Linked DNA regions of Homo sapiens: region 1 is linked to region 2. A link is a loop called in an ENCODE intact Hi-C map of the cell type or tissue named here. Cell type or tissue: spleen. All regions are shown on one strand.

What was found. Peaks named below come from ENCODE experiments on the same cell type or tissue, not always from the same donor. Only the 100,000 strongest peaks of a DNase experiment are listed, where the experiment ranks them.
Region 1: it touches region 2 in a loop (5-fold over the local background); 44 of 110 quality-filtered maps call a loop at or near these places.

Annotation. Positions count from the first base shown.
Region 1 is chr11:56,830,931-56,838,930 of GRCh38, reverse strand. No RefSeq gene overlaps it. Among named protein-coding and RNA genes, the nearest start is that of LINC02735, 14 kb to the left of the region's middle. In spleen, no CTCF peak of the experiment used is centred here; no DNase peak of the experiment used is centred here.
Region 2 is chr11:57,120,609-57,128,608 of GRCh38, reverse strand. All of the region lies in intron 6 of LOC105369309 (a long non-coding RNA gene), which reads left to right. Among named protein-coding and RNA genes, the nearest start is that of LRRC55, 57 kb to the left of the region's middle. RefSeq lists an enhancer at 3,500-4,143. In spleen, no CTCF peak of the experiment used is centred here; a DNase peak (open chromatin) is centred at 4,843; H3K27ac peaks cover 1,732 bases; H3K27me3 peaks cover 3,099 bases.

The DNA of each region.
Region 1 (8,000 bases), 290 kb after region 2:
AGTCAAGAATTGAGGTTTGGAAACCACTTTCCTATATTTCAGAAGATGTAAGGAAATGCCTGGATGTCCAGATAGATGTTTGCTGTAAGGACAGAGCCCTCATGGAGAAGCTCTGTTAGGGCAATGTGGAAGGGACACATGGGGATGGAGCCCCCACAAAGAATCCTCACTGGTGCACTACCTAGTGGAGCTGTGAGAAGAGGGCTACCATCCTCCAGATCCCAGAATAGTAGATTCACCGACAGCTTGCACTGTGTGCCTGGAAAAGCTGTAGACATGAAATGCCAGCCCATGAAAGCAGCCAGGAGGGGAGCTATACCCTGTAAAGCCCCAGAGGCAGAGCTGCCTAAATTATGAAAGCCCACCTCTTGCATCAGCATGACCTGGATGTGAGACATGGAGTCAAAGGATCATTTTGGAACTTTAAGGTTTAATGACTGGCCTATTGGAATTCAGACATGCATGGGGCCTGTAGCCCATTTGCTTTGTACAATTTCTCCTATTTTGAACAGGTGTATTTACCTGATACTTGTACACCCATTGTTTCTAGGAAGTAACTAACTTGCTTTTGATTTTACAGGCTCATAGATGGAAGAGACTTGCGTTGTCTCAGATGAGACTTCGGACTTGGACTTTTGGGTTAAGCCTGGAATGAGTTAAGACTTTGGGGGACTGTTGGAAAGGCATGATTGTGTTTTGAAATGTGAGGCCATGAGATTTGGGAAGGGTCAGGGGTGAAATGATATGGTTTGGCTGTGTCCCCACCCAAATCTCATCTTGAATTGTAGTTTCCATAATCCCCACATGTAGTGGGAGGAACCTGGTGGGAGGTAATTGAATCTTGGGGGTTCTTACTCTCATGATGTTCTTGTGATAGTGAGTGAGTTCTCATGAGATCTGAGTTTCATAAGGGGCTTTTACCCCTTTACTCAGCACTTCTCTCTTCTGCCACCATGTGAAGAAGGGCCTGTTTGCTTCCTTTTTCACCATGATTGTAAGTTTCCTGAGGCTTCCTCAGCCATGCAGAACTGAGTTGATTAAACTGCTATCTTCAATAAATTACCCAGTTTTAAGCAGTTCTTTATAGCTGTGTGAAAGTGGACTAATACAGCATCACAGACTGGAAAGGCAAATTCTTATCTAAAAATTTTGTTAATCCAGTGAGATCTAAACATTGCTTCTTGCAATGTGGAAGGAGTCTGATATGATCAACTTAACACCTGTGGCTCAGGGGTTGGGGTAGTCAAGGGATGGGATTATATTGATGGCCCAGAATCAGGCCTTTCTATTGCAAGATGAATGTTCAGCAACAGCAACATCAACAGCATTAGTGAGGCTGTTTGATCAACCTTGGCAAGGGAAGCCTATGCTGCTGTATTTCTGTGTAGCTTCTATCCCTACCACCATGGTTATGTTGTTCATGAATCCACTGTGTTAGCACTGAGGTGGTTGAAGAAAAAGGGTGGTTGCCATCAACTGGTCAAGTCATCCCATCTACCTGTTCGGTGACTTCCACAGGGGGTAATATTCATTGACATTGATATGAGACAAAACAGTCTGCACCCATTGTGCACATACCCATAGTTATATCCACATACTTCTTATCCAGGTTTCTTTGTCTCATATCTTCCAATCATTTTTTCCAGATATTTGAGTAACCAGTCGAACTATTTGCAACATCTCAGATGTTTGAGTGTATTTTTAGTTCAGGCAACTTTCCCTTTCACTAGCATGATGATTTCTTGCAGAATGCCCAGGAAATCAAGTTTGTTTCAAAGTGTACTATATACGAGAAGAGGAAATTTAAAATATCCCTGTGGCAAAACTTAATGTATACCGCTATCCTTTGCAGGTGAACATAATATACTTCTATACTGTATCTGATAGAGATTGAAAATAAATTGAAAAGGAGGGAATACTTACTTGTAAAACATTTTATGAAGCCAGCGCTATCCTAATACAAAGCCAGACAAAGGGACTACAAGAAAAGTAAATTACAGGCAGACATTCTTATGAAGATAGAGGCAAAAACCCTTGACAAAATACTAGCAAACTAAATTCACAGCACATTAAAAAATCATCAAGATTAAGTAGGCTTTATCCCTGGGGTGCAAGAATGGTTCAATATATACAAATCCATAAATGTAATATATTATATTAAAGTGGAAGTAAAACACCATTTGAATATCTCAATAGATGCAGTAAAGACATTTGACAAAATTGAACATATTTTCATGACAAGAACTCTGAACAAATCAGATATAGAAGAAATTTACCTCAAAATAATAAAAGCCATACATGAAAAACCCAGAACAAATATCATTCTTAATGGTTAAAAATTAAGTTTTTCTCTAAGAACAAGAGCAGGATGAGGATGCCCCTTTCATCTCTCTATTCAACATACTACTAGAGTCCTAGCCAAAAAAGTAGGGAAGAAAAAGAAATGAGGCATCCATAAAGGAAAGGAAGAAGTGAAATTGTTTCTGTTTGTTGACATTATCCAAAGACACATGCACACGTATGTTTATTGCGGCACTATTCACAATAGCAAAGACTTGGAACCAATCCAAATGTCCAACAATGATAGACTGGATTAAGAAAATGTGGCACATAAACACCATGGAATACTATGCAGCCATAAAAAATGATGAGTTTGTGTCCTTTGTAGGGACATGGATGAAGCTGGAAACCATCATTCTCAGCAAACTATCCCAAGGACAAAAAATCAAACACAGCATATTCTCACTCATAGGTGGGAATTGAACAATGAGAACACTTGGACACAGGAAAGGGAACATCACACACCAGGGCCTGTTGTGGAGTGGGGGATAGCATTAGGAGATATACCTAATGCTAAATGATGAGTTGATGGGTGCAGCACACCAACATGGCACATGTATACATAGGTAACAAAGCTGCACGTTTTGTGCATGTACCCTAAAACTTAAAGTAAAAAAAAAAAAAAGAAAATCCTAAAGACCCCACCAAAAACTGTTGAACTAGTAAATAAATTCAGTAAATTCGGAGGATACAAAACCAGTATGCAAAAATCAAGAGTGTTTCTACGCACTAACAATGAACTATCTGAAAAATAAACTAAGAAAATAATCCCATTTAAAATAGCATCAAAAAATACTTAGGAGTAAATTTACCCAAGGAGGTTTAAGATCTCTACAATGAAAATGGAAATACATTGATGAAATAAATTGAAAAAGACACAAGTAAATAGAAAGATGCCTATGTTTTTAAATTGGAAGAATTAATATTGTTGAAATGTCTGTACTACAAAAATCAATCTACAGATTCAATGCAATGCTCCTCAAATTTTCAATGGCATTTTTCAGATACATGGAAAAAAGTTCTAAAGTTCATATGGAATCACAAAAGATGCCATATAGACAAAGCAATCTGGAGTAGAGAGAACGAAAGTGGAGGCATCACACTACCTGACTTCAAAATGACTTACAAAGATATAGTAATCAAAACAACATGGTACTGGAATAAAAATAGACACATAGACCAGTGAAACAGAATAGAGAGCCCAGAAATAAATCCACACATTTATGATCAATTGATTTTTGACAAAGATGCCAGGAATACACAATGGGGAAAGGAGTGTTTCTTCAATAAATGTTCTTGGGAAAATTGGATATCCACACACAGAATAAAGAAATTGGACCTTATCTCATACCATATACAAAAATAACTTAAAGTTGATTAAAACTTAAATGTAAGACCTGAAACTGTAAAACTAATAGAATAAAACACAGGGAAAACCATCCACGACATTGGTCTTTGCAAGGATGTCTTTAGATGTGACCCCAGAAACATAGCAAAAGTAGCAACAGCAAAAATAGACAAATGAGATTGCATCAAACTAAAAACTTCTGCATAGTAAAGCAAACAATTAACAGAGTGAAGACACAACCCACAGACTGAGAGAGAATATTTGCAAATCATACATTTGATAAGCAAATAATATCCAAAATGTATAAGGAACTCAACTCAATGGCAAGAAAACGAATATCCCCATTAAAGACTGACAAAAACCTGAGTAAACATTTTTCGAAAGAAGATGTACAAATGGCTAACAGATATCTGAAAAACTGTTCAACATCACTAATCATCATGGAAATGCAACTAAAAACTATAAACAAATATCATCTTATCACTGTTAGAATGACTAGTATCAAAAAGATAAAAGACAACACCTGTTATAATAACAATTATCAAAAAAATGAAATGTAAAAAGTGTTGGCCAAGATGTGGAGCAAAGAGAACAACTGTACACTGTTGGTGAGAATATTAATTAATACGGCCATTATGGAAGACAGTGTGTAGGTTTCTCTAAACACTAAAAATAGAATTACCATATGCTCTAGCAACCCTACTTCTGGTGCAAATCTCAAGTAATTGAAATCAGTGTATTGAAGAGATATCTGCACTCCCAGGTTCACTGCAGCATTATTCACAATAGCTAAGATAAGGAATCAACCTAGGTGTCCAACAGTGTTTGAATGAAGAAAGAAAATGTGACACGTATACACAATATAATACATACAGACTTTGAAAGGAAGAAAATTCTGTCATTTGTGACAACATGAATGTTTGGAAGACATTGTTATAAGTATATTTAGCCAGTCAAAGAAAGACAAAAACTGCATAATCTTGTTTATATGTGAAATTTTAATAAAGTCCAACCCACAGAAGCAAAGTAAAACTGTGGTTTCTGGGCACTGGGTGTAGAAAAAATGGGGAGATGTTGGTCCAACTTCAAACTTTATGTTACAATATGACTAAGTTCTGGGGATCTCACTTACAGCATGAGTGTGATGGATAGGTTAATTAATTTGATTGCAGTTATTGTTACACAATGTATACATATATCAAATCATTGCATTATACATCTTGAATAGATACAATATTTATTTGCCAATTAAATATTTTAAAATAGAAAAAACATCTTGTACTTAAAAAGTTCACCCTGTGTTTAAAAAAAGAAGAGAATAAAGAAAACCTGCAGTTCAAAGTATCATTTGCTTTATTCAAGGCAAAACATGCTGCAGAATTGTAGAAGAAGGATGGATGATTGTCTGCTATAGTGGTGGGTAAAAATTTCATGCAAGAAGTTAGTGATTATCCACAGTTAACAGAAAAGGCATTCCAGGTTGGAATAAGAAGATGTACAGAGGCAAAGAGAAAGGAACAGTGCAGTTGGTTGGAACGAAGTTTCACTTAGGAGAGAACAAAGTGTGGTATCTGTCATCTTCTTTTCATGTAACGTCTTTGTATGATTTTGGCATCAGAGGAATTCTGGCTCAGAGTCATTTAAGAAATATTCCTTTTCTAATGTTGGTGGTTAGCGTTACAAACTTCCCTCTATGAGCCACTTTACTGGGTTTCCGCTCATTTTTGATTCATTGCGTTTTCATCTTCTATCCATTAAAAATAATTTCTCTAGTTATTTTTGTTCCTTTTTTCACTCATAGATTATTTAGAATTATATTATTTATTTTCAAACTATTTAGGAATTTTCCAGAGAGCTTTCTATTTATCATTGGTTTCTCATTTAGTTACATTGAGTTAGAGAACATACTTTCCATGGCTTGAATTCTTTTAAATTTATTGAGGCTTTTTATTGAGATAAAATATAATCTATTTTGGCTACTATTCTAACTGCATTTAAAAACAATGTGTTTTCTGCTATTATTGAAGTGTTCTATAAACGATAATGTTTGTTTTGATAGTGTTGTCTAAGTCTTTTATGTCAATACTGATATTTTATTGACTTGTGCTATTAATTTTTAGGGAACAATGTTGAAATCTCCAACTCTAGTTGTGGATTTATTTATTTCTCCTTACATTTCTGTCAGTATTTGCTTCATATATTTGGAAGCTCCGCTATTAAGTGCATAAATGCTTAGGATTGTTGTGTCTTCTTGATAAATTGGTTTCTCTATTAATATGGAATTACCATCATTATCCCTGTTTGTTTTCTTTGTTGTAGCATTTAATTAGTCCGATGTTAAGACAGCTGTGCCAGCTCTCCTTTGGTTAGTTTTAGCAAGGCTTATCTTTTCCCAGCCTTTTAACTTTAACTTATTTGTCCCTTAATATTTAAAGTAAGTTTCTTTTAGGAGGTATGTTTTTGATCTTGCTTTATTCATACTAATATAAATTTTACATTTTAATTGGGGGTATATAGAACATTTTCATTTAGAGTGATTATTGATATGATTGCACATAAATCTAAAGTCTTTCTGTTGTTTCCTTTTGTCCCACTAGTTATTTTTTCACTTTTGCTTCCTTTTCTCATTTTTTGAATAAGTTTTTGGTTGAAAGTTGCTCTTTGGGAGTGTTAAATTTTTTAACACTTCTGGCTTGCTGGGTGGTGGAAAAGTAGTGGGAAGATGATCCTCAGATAAAGAAATGTAGCTGGCATCAAGAAAATTGGCTAGCGTGCACTGAAATGATAAGGTTGAGGCACAGGGTTTGCCACATTAACTGTTGTAAGAAAGGGAAGCAGTATGTAGACTACACTTTCAGGAGTGCCTGAAATGTAACTAGTATCTGACTTTCCTTTTCTTTTGTCTATTACGTGTTTTACTTTAGATTCCTGGGGGTACATGTGCAGGTTTGTTAAAAGGTGTATTGCATGACCCTGAGGTTTGGAAGATGATTGAACCTGTCAGACAGTGATATAATTTGGGTGTCTGTCTCCTCCAAATCTGATGGTGAATATGATTCCCCATGTTGGAGGTGGGGCCTTGCAGAAGATACTGCAGGGTTGATCCATCATGAATGGCTGGGTTCTGTCCTCATGATAGTTAAAGAGTGAATTTTCACAATATCTATTGTTTAAAAGTGTGTGACTCTTCCCCCACATCTCCTACTCCTACTTATGCTATGTGACATTGACTACTTTCCCTTTACCTTCTGCCGTGATTGTGAGCTCCTGAGTCCTCACTACAATCAGATGCTGGTGCCATGCTTCTTGTACAGCCTGCAGAACTGTGACACAATTAAACCTCTTTTTTTGTTTATAACTTGCCTAGCCTCGGGTATTTATAGTGGTGCAAAAATGGACTAACATAACCAAGAAGTGAAGACAGTACCCAATAGGTAATTTTTCAGCCCTTGACCCCCTCCCTTCCTCCTCCTTCTTGTATTTTCCAGTGTCTATTTTTCCCGTCTTCATGTCAGTGTGTACCCAATGTTTAGGTCGCACTTACAAGTGAGAACATAACAGTATTTGTTTTTCTATTATTTTCTTTAGGAAAATGGCCTCCTGCTGCATCCGTCTTACTGCAAAGAACATAATTTTATTCTTATTTATGGATGGATAATATTTAATGGTGCATATATGTCATATTTTCTTTATCCAATCCACCATTGATGGGCACCTAGGTTGATGCCATATTTTTGCACTTGTGAATAGTGCTGTGATGAACATACAGGTTGAGGTGTCTGTTTGGTAGAAAGATTTGTATTCCTTCAGGTGTACACCTACTAATGGGATAGCTGGCTCAACGCAGTCCTTTGAGAAATCGCCAAACTGCTCTCCACTGTGCAGGAGCTAATTTACATTCCCACCAATAGCACATAAGCATTTTCTTTTCTCTACAGCTTGGCCAACATTTTTTTGTTTGTTTGTTTTTTTGACTTTTTAACAAAAGCTATTCTGACTGGTGTGAGATGGTGTCTCATGTAGTTTTGATTTGCATTTCCTTGATGATTAATGATGATAAGCACTTTTTTCATATGTATGTTGGCTGCATGGTTTTCTTCTTATGAGAAGTGTCTGTTCATGTTCTTTGCCCACTTTGTAATGAGATTTATTTTTTGCTTGCTGATTTTTAAAAGTTGCTTATACATTCTGGACATTAGGCCTTTGTCAGATGCATAGTTTATAAATATTTTCTCCCATTCTGTAGGTTGCCTGTTTATTCTGTTGATAGTTTCTTTTGCTGTGCAGAAGCTGTTTAGTTTAGTTAGGTCCC
Region 2 (8,000 bases):
AGTTCCTTTATGGGATGTATACCAGAGGAATATAAATCATTCTACCATAAAGACACATGCATGCAAATGTTCATAGCAGCACTATTCACAATAGCAAAGATGGACTGAACTTAAATGCTCATTGACAGATTGAATAAAGAAGATGTGGTACATATACACCATGGAATACCTTACAGCCGTAAAAAAGAATGAGATCATGTCTTTTGTGAGAACATGGATAGAAATGGAGGCTATTATCCTTAGCAAACTAACGCAGGAACAGAAAACCAAATACCACATGTTCTCGCTTATAAGTGGAAGCTAAATGATGAGAACTTATGAGCACAAAGCGGGACACAAGAGACACTGGGGTCTACTCAAGGGTGGAGGGTAAGAGGAGGGAGAGGAGTGGAAAAGATAATCATTAGGTAATGGGCTTAATTCCTGGTTGATGAAATAATCTGTAAAACGAACCCACGAATTTACTTGTGTACATACCTTCACATGTACCTCCGAACCTAAAATAAAAGTTTAAAAGAGATATTTATTAGAAATTTACTGGTGATGAGGAAGAGATGGGGTACACAATAGTGTTCAGGTAGACCACCCCTGAGGGCACAAAGCCCTCTTCCCTCTGCCTAATGTTTTTTGAGGATGAAATCTCCTTCCATGGACCACGTAAGAACAGTCTTAGTCAATGCCAAGCACACACACTTTAGGAGTTGTAGTAAGCAACTGAGATGTTGAAGGAGGGAGAAGCAACAAGATGACAATCATATCAAGACAATGACGAGGGCAGGATGAGGGTGCTAGCCACTACTTACATGATGTCTACTGTGAGCCCGGCCTGCCTTTACTTGTCTCATTACCTGTATTAACCCATTCAATTCTGATATCAACCCTTTGAGGTAGGTACCATTATTACCTACGTTTTGCATATGAGGAAACAGACACAGGTAGCTCAATGACTTGCCCAAGTTCATGTAGCAAGTAAGTGGAGGAGCTGAAGTTTGAATTGAAGCAATGAGCTTTATTGTGGTCTTGGACCCATAGGTAGGGGTGGGAACTGCTTTTGATGTGATGTGTATTTCTCTTTGCCTGCATCATATGCCCAGGTGTAGGACTAGTTATTCAGGAAGTTGTACCTGTTTGGTACTTTCATCTATCATTGTGGTCACAAATATTCGGGTGGAGGGATTTTGCTTCGTATGGGCAGTGCAGCTACCTGGGTGTGGGAGGGGAGAGGAAAGGTCCTTCCTGCTCATGTCTACCTTTCTCCTGTTCCAAAGATTTGCCCAGATGCCAATGTCCCCATGTTTACTGCCTTTTCTATGCTCAGTACTTCATTTACACTTGCCTGAGGCACCTCCTGTGTACCTTGTTTACAAATTATTGGCACAGATCTGTGGATGTTCCCTAGATAAGTCATAGCTGCTTGAAGGTAAAGGTCAGTTCTTATTCCTGTCCCTAGATTTCCCACTTCAGGGCTTTGCTCAGTTATTACTGTTAAATGAATAAATGAATGACTTTGGAACCAATGGGTAGAACTAACTAAGAAACCTCCCTCTAAAGTGGAAATACCATATGTGGTAATCAGTTAGTGCTACCAGACACTTCCATCCTCCCGCCTTCCAGGAACATGATAAAATGACATTTCTTCATCTCCTTTGAAATTGGATATGGCTGTGTAACCTGCTCTGGGAAATGAAATGTGAGTCGAAGAGATATAAGTGTTGCTTCTGGGAAAAAGGTTTGAGAGCCAGTGTGCGATTTGTCATACTCTGACATGATGGTGGTAACACTTCAGATAGTGGCTGCCCCACCAACCTGAGTCCAAGTGGCTTGGAGCAAAGCCCCTCAGTGGACTTGTGGCATGGACAAGCAGTGAATTTTTGTAATTTAAACCTCTGGGATTTTAATGCCATTTGTTTCTAGAGTATAACCTAGCTCATCCCGACTGATGTATCACAGAAGATCTTCTGGGAGACCATTCTGAAAATGAACACCACTCTTGCCAAGCATAAAGACAAGACAGAAAGTCCACAGGGAGCTTGAATTAGAGGGAAAGTCCTGCTGTTATTGGTTTAGAATCCAGTTTTTTTAATTTTTTAAATTTTTAAACTTTTTATTTTTTTGAGATAGAGTCTCCCTCTGTCACCCATGCTGGAGTGCAGTGGCGTGATCTTGGCTCACTGCAAGCTCCTCCTCCTGGGTTCAAGCAATTTTCCTACCTCAGCCTCCTGAGTAGCTAGGACTACAGGTACATGCCACCACGCCCGGCTAATTTTTGTATTTTTAGTAAAGATGGGGTTTCATCATGTTGGCCAGGCTGGTCTCAAACTCCTGACCTCATGTTATCCACCCGCCTTGGCCTCCCAAAATGTTGGGATTATAGGCATGAGCCACCGCTCCTGGCCCAGAATCCGGTTTTAAGAATAGCAGAGGAGTGGAAATGAAGCTGTAAGACTGAGTGCAATAGAAATGCTAAATGAATCTGGAAGGGTCACTTGGTCTATAAGCCATGGCTAGGGAGGTGGCAGGGAGCAAGGATGACTGACATCTAAAGCGGAGGATGGATGGGGTTGTGCGGGGGCCACAACTTGTGGTCTGTGTTCTATTCTGATCATATAATATTTTTTAAAATTTTGCATTAATTGCCATTATTTAAAAGTCCAGATTTTTGATGTGTCTGGAACAAATCAGAAGACCAGAATGATGAGATATGCTACTGCCTTTACTGTATACATGCTGCAGGTGCCTAATATCTGTGGTCAGGCCTGCTTCATTTATTGACCTGCCTAAGCCTGGAGCCCTTAGGATCAGAGACCCCTTTATGATTTAGAGGTGGGACATCTCATCTCGATCTACCTTATAGCTATTAAATGTTATTACAGGCAAAACAGTGCACTTTCCTCCTCTGGATTTTGAGAGCAATTGCTCTTTCCGGTGCTAAGACAAGAACTGTCTTATGGTCAGTTTTGAAAGAACAAAGATGCCCAAGACTTTGACACGTCTACGCACACATAAGACAAAATGATTCTGAGATGTGCGACTCAAGTTAGACATGTCAAAACCAGGAGCCTTTAAAAGTAAAAATGGCAGACAAGATCGAAAAGTCTTTTGTTCTGGCTGTTTGCAAATTGGCCATGCCAGTTTTCCCTTTTTGCAAATGGACTGGATTGAGAGAAGATAAAGGTGAAACTTGCTGCAAGAGAAAGTGAAAAGTGGGCAGAGAGAGGATTGTTGGAGAGGTCTGAGCATGGAGGAGAAAGTTATATAAGGCTTCAGAGAAACTCTTTGGTGAGATCGTTGGGCTCAGCAGATGAGAGACATGTGGAACAAACACAGGGAGAACAAAGGCAGTAGAGGAAATCCAGGCAGGATCAGCAGATAAGTCAGAGGAAGAAGACAAAGGCAGCTAAATTTAAACAGGAGAGAAAAGATGCCTCAGCGGGGCCAGGAGCAGTCTATAAATACCTTGAAGGCAACAACCTCCAGAAAGAAAGGAAGGATTATTCACTGTCTCCCCAGATGTAGGACAGAGACAGGGGCCAGAAGGAAGCTGAGCTGGCGTCAGGCTGTTCGACCCAGGGAAATAATATGATGTTTGTACTGTGGTAGGAACTGGGCAGTGAGTGGGGACACCAGCTCCTGGGTGGCTGCTCAAAGTGGGATCGCCTCCAGGCTAAGCCAGCCTGGGACACTTCAGAGACCACCAACCCCTTGCACAGTTGATCTCTGCTGACCAGGAAAGCATCCTCTTGTGGGGAAGGAATCCCCTCGGCTCTGAATGCCGAGACTCGCTGGTGCTCTTTCAAGTCACTTAACTTCTCTAGCTTTTGTCTTTCCTCTTTGTAAAATGGGGGCAATTGTTGTTCGCCTAACAGGGATGTATGAGGATCAAATGAGCTTTTGTGTATGAATGGGTTCTGAAAGCTGTAAAGCCTAGGACTGATCGAAGAAGTATGCTCTGTCCGAGAACCACCTGCCTTTGTTTTCACAGCTGGTCAGGGACATTGTTAAGGGGAAGGAAGATTTCTTCCTTCCCTGTTTCTTTCCTGTTCTTCTCATTTGCATTCTCTCTTGTGTTCTTCCTTCAAGCATTTCGTGATGCACTAACACTCCCCTCAGCCCTGGATATATGGCCCTGAGCAGAGCAGAGTCCTTGCTTTTAAGGAGTTAAAAGCTCAATACAGAGAGCAGACATGAACCCAGATAACTTCCTCCTGGTGCCATAGTGCCACCGCAGAAGCAGGGGCATAGCCATGAGCGGCTGAGGAGAAGAGGTGCAGTTCAAATGGGAGGAGGAGCATGTAGCAATGTGCAGAGATGGGAACATCATACTGCGAGTTAGGGAACTGCAGACAATTCAGTGAAGGCTGAAACATGGGCTATGTCTACTGTAGAGGAGCCTGAGACAAGTCTAGTGGGATATACAGGGCTGTGTCTGCAGGACCTTCTAGCCCAAGTCAAGGACCCATGTCCTGTTGATAGAGGGGATGCAGAGAAGGGTTTGGAGCAGGGGAGTACCACAATGACCTTTTTTTTTCATTTTATTTAATAGAAAGTCCTCTATGTAGGCAATGTGGATGAGGGACTCAGGCGAATGGCCTGAGCAGAGCCCTGTTCCATTCCCGCTACACATTTGTGTGTGTGTTTGAGGTGGGCAGGGGATTTGAGAAATCTGAGGCACGAGGATTGATGGAGGCGGGTAAAGGGTTAACTCTGGGGCTGAGCTGAGGCTGATGGGTGAAAGTGCTAATTAGCTGAGGGCAAGGTCCAGGAAATTGCCGAGGTTGTGCTTCCTCGCTTAGGCTGAAGATAATACCACTTCCATCCCATACTTCTTCTGGGAGGAAACGCCACCCTAGGGCCCAGCTTCCGTAACTGAGGAGCAGAGCCGGGCACTGCCTCGAGTTCCTTTCTCCTGCCTATTTGCATTTGCGTTTGAGAAATGGAGGGGGTGGGCAGGGTGAAGCCAAGTCATCATTAAAACTTCTTGAATAGAGAATTTCATGGTGGAAGAAAGCCCTAAAGATCACGTGCAGCAGACAGCCTTTGGGGAACTCACCCAGCTCCCACCGTATAATCTGAGAACAGTTGTTCTGCCTTGCTCTCCCCATCCCATGTAAGCAGAAATGGACTCTAGTCCATGTTCTTAGGGAATATTTCTTATTCTCTAGTCACAGCTGATTGGGCAAGTAGTGGGTACCTGGCTCAGGAGAACAACCCAGAACCTGGGCTGGCCCAATCATACCCTCCCCAGAAAATTTGGAATTGGGTTGCAGAGATAATTGTTTAGCTTGCTGTGTGTCTTGACCTTCTCAGATGATCTAGAATTGAGATCTGAAGGGGCCATCTTGGGTAATGGGATGTATGTAGTACAACAGGAAGAGCTCATTTGCAGAGAGAATGCTTTGAAAACAAACTGAATGACAATGTAATGAAAGAGAGTGAAAAAGAGAGAGAGAAAGATAAGCAAATAAAGAAAAAAAGGAAGCAAGAGAAAGACAGGGAGGGATGGCCTTGGCAGCTGAATGACTTTTGTTTTTGGTGTTCCTGTGCTTGGCTTCTGTAAGATACTCCTATATCATTCCAGTAAACTCTTTTTATTTAAGTTAGTTTGAATTTTTTTTGTAACCAAATGGTTACAAAAAACAAAAACAAAAACAAAACAACTAGTCTTGCTCCTTCACAATCAAGAAAGTTTGCACCTAAAATTTCCACACCCTTTTTTTTGGGAGAAACTCTGTGAGATATTTCATTATGTGCTTTCTGGTTAACACTTTCAATATCTTTTACTCTTCTAGTTAGAAAGTCCTGCTTGAGAACCTGCCTAAATGTCTTTTGTTACATCTCAAGATCAATAACTTTTGTTCTGTGATAGATCATTTCTTTTTTATGTTCTGTCCTCTTTTCTTTACAGTAATTTTTACATAATAAATATTTATAATTTTTTTCTATTGAATAGATAAAAAAAACCTTTAGCAACCTCCAACAGTTAGCTGAAAAAAGAGAGAGGAAGAACAATGTGACTTTGGACTAATAATAAAAATCAATGCCTAATTGCACATTGTTTGGAAAATAGTGCAATCTCTTAAAAAAAGATGGTAGAAATTAGCTGGGGATTCATCATCATGATTGAAGAATCCAAAGTATAGCACAAGAATTCAAAGGGCTTATCAGCCCTTCCTAACATTCTGGCAGCAATTTAGAGTTTCAAGGAGTTTAAGAGATTCTGAAAAGATAGATTTCTCAAATTGAGGCTTTCTGAATGATTAAGGATTTCTATCCCTGACCCTCAGCAACTTTCTGGCTGATTGGAAAAATTTCTGTTTTTTTTTCTCAGAGTTTCTGGTAGAGAGTGGGTAAGAGCAAAGATCTCAGGTCAGACAGGTTTCACATTCTGGGCTAAGCCACTCTGTTGTCTCAGATTACTTAACCTTTTAACCCCTGTTCTTTATTTAAATGGGCCTAAAGATAGTCCCTACCCATATAGGAAAAACAAATGGTTTTTCCTTCTGTACTCACAGAACGCTTCACTTTCCACACTGGATGTGTGGTTTTCTTTTTTTCCCAACACCAACCAGCTCTCTTATTCTCCCAACACCAACTGGGTGTCCTAGAATTCAATAATGACACAACCTACCTGAAGTTGGAACCAGATCCCACAAGTTAAGGGCTCAGTCCCACAAGACTGCCCCCACCTCAGATGCCAGTCTCACCTCCAGGCCTCTTTTATTCTCAGCTGCCCATTATAAATGGAGGATTCCCATAACCTTCTCCTCAGGGTGGATAACTTGCTATGACAGTGCCACAGAACTCAGAGAAACACTTGCTTATAAAAAGGATAGAGGATGAAAAGGCCCATGGGGGTTGGAAAAGCCCCAAGAGCAGGAGCTTCTGTCCCCATGTAGTTGGGGTACACCACCCTCCTGGCGTGCGATGTGTTCTTGTTTATTGACCCTTCTGCTCTCTGAACCTCATACTTTAGGAGAGTTTCATCACATAGGCATAATGTGGCTTTATTATGCAAGGTAATTTGTGGAAACTTCATTATGTAGAAATGATCATTATTAACTCAATCTCCAGCTCCTCTCCCCTCACCCAAGGATAGGAGCAGGGGGTTGGCTAAAAGTTCTGAGCTTCCAGTCATGGCTTGGTCTTTCTGGTGACCAGCCCCCATTCAGGAGCTACCAGGAATCATCTCACTGGCTGGTAGCAGTAGCTCATGCCTATAATCCCAGCACTTTGGGAGGCTGAGGTCGGCAGATCATGAGGTCAGGAGATCGAGACCATCCTGGTTAACATGGTGAAACCCCGTCTCTACTAAAAATACAAAAAATTAGCTGGGTGTGGTGGCACATGCCTGTAGTCCTAGCTACTTGGGAGGCTGAGGCAGGAGAATTGCTTGAACCAGGGAGGTGGACTTTGCAGTGAGCCGAGATCACGCCACTGCACTGCACTCCAGCCTGGGTGATAGAGTGAGACTCCATGTCAAAAAAAAAAAAACAAAAACAAACAAACAAAAAAGAATTATCTCATTAGAACAAAAGATATTCCTCTCACCCAGGAAATTCCAAGGGATTTAGGAGCTCTGTGTCAGAAACAAGAAATGAAGACCAAATATGTATTTCTTATTATATCACAATATCTTACTACTTCTTAGAGATGTGGGGAGCTCATGTTTGTAAGGTTCTCTTTAACACGTTTACTGTTGCGAGTGGCCTTAGAAATATAGCTTCTAGGAAGTAATGGGGCTGGAAAGGATGATGGAATGCCTCTGATTGGATGCTTTCAGCTGTGATCACAGAAAACTGACTGGTTTAAATAAAAAGGAATTTTAAAAATCAGCCATCCCTGAAAGTCCTGAGGTGGGAGGTGCTGCAGGTTAGCGTGAGATAGTAGACAGAGATGTCATTACTCATCTATCCTCTTTGCAATCCTTAGGAAATTGTCTTTGCCTTCAGCCAGGCTCCCTGTTGGTTACAAATTAGCTGCAGAAGTTTCAGGTGTCTCAG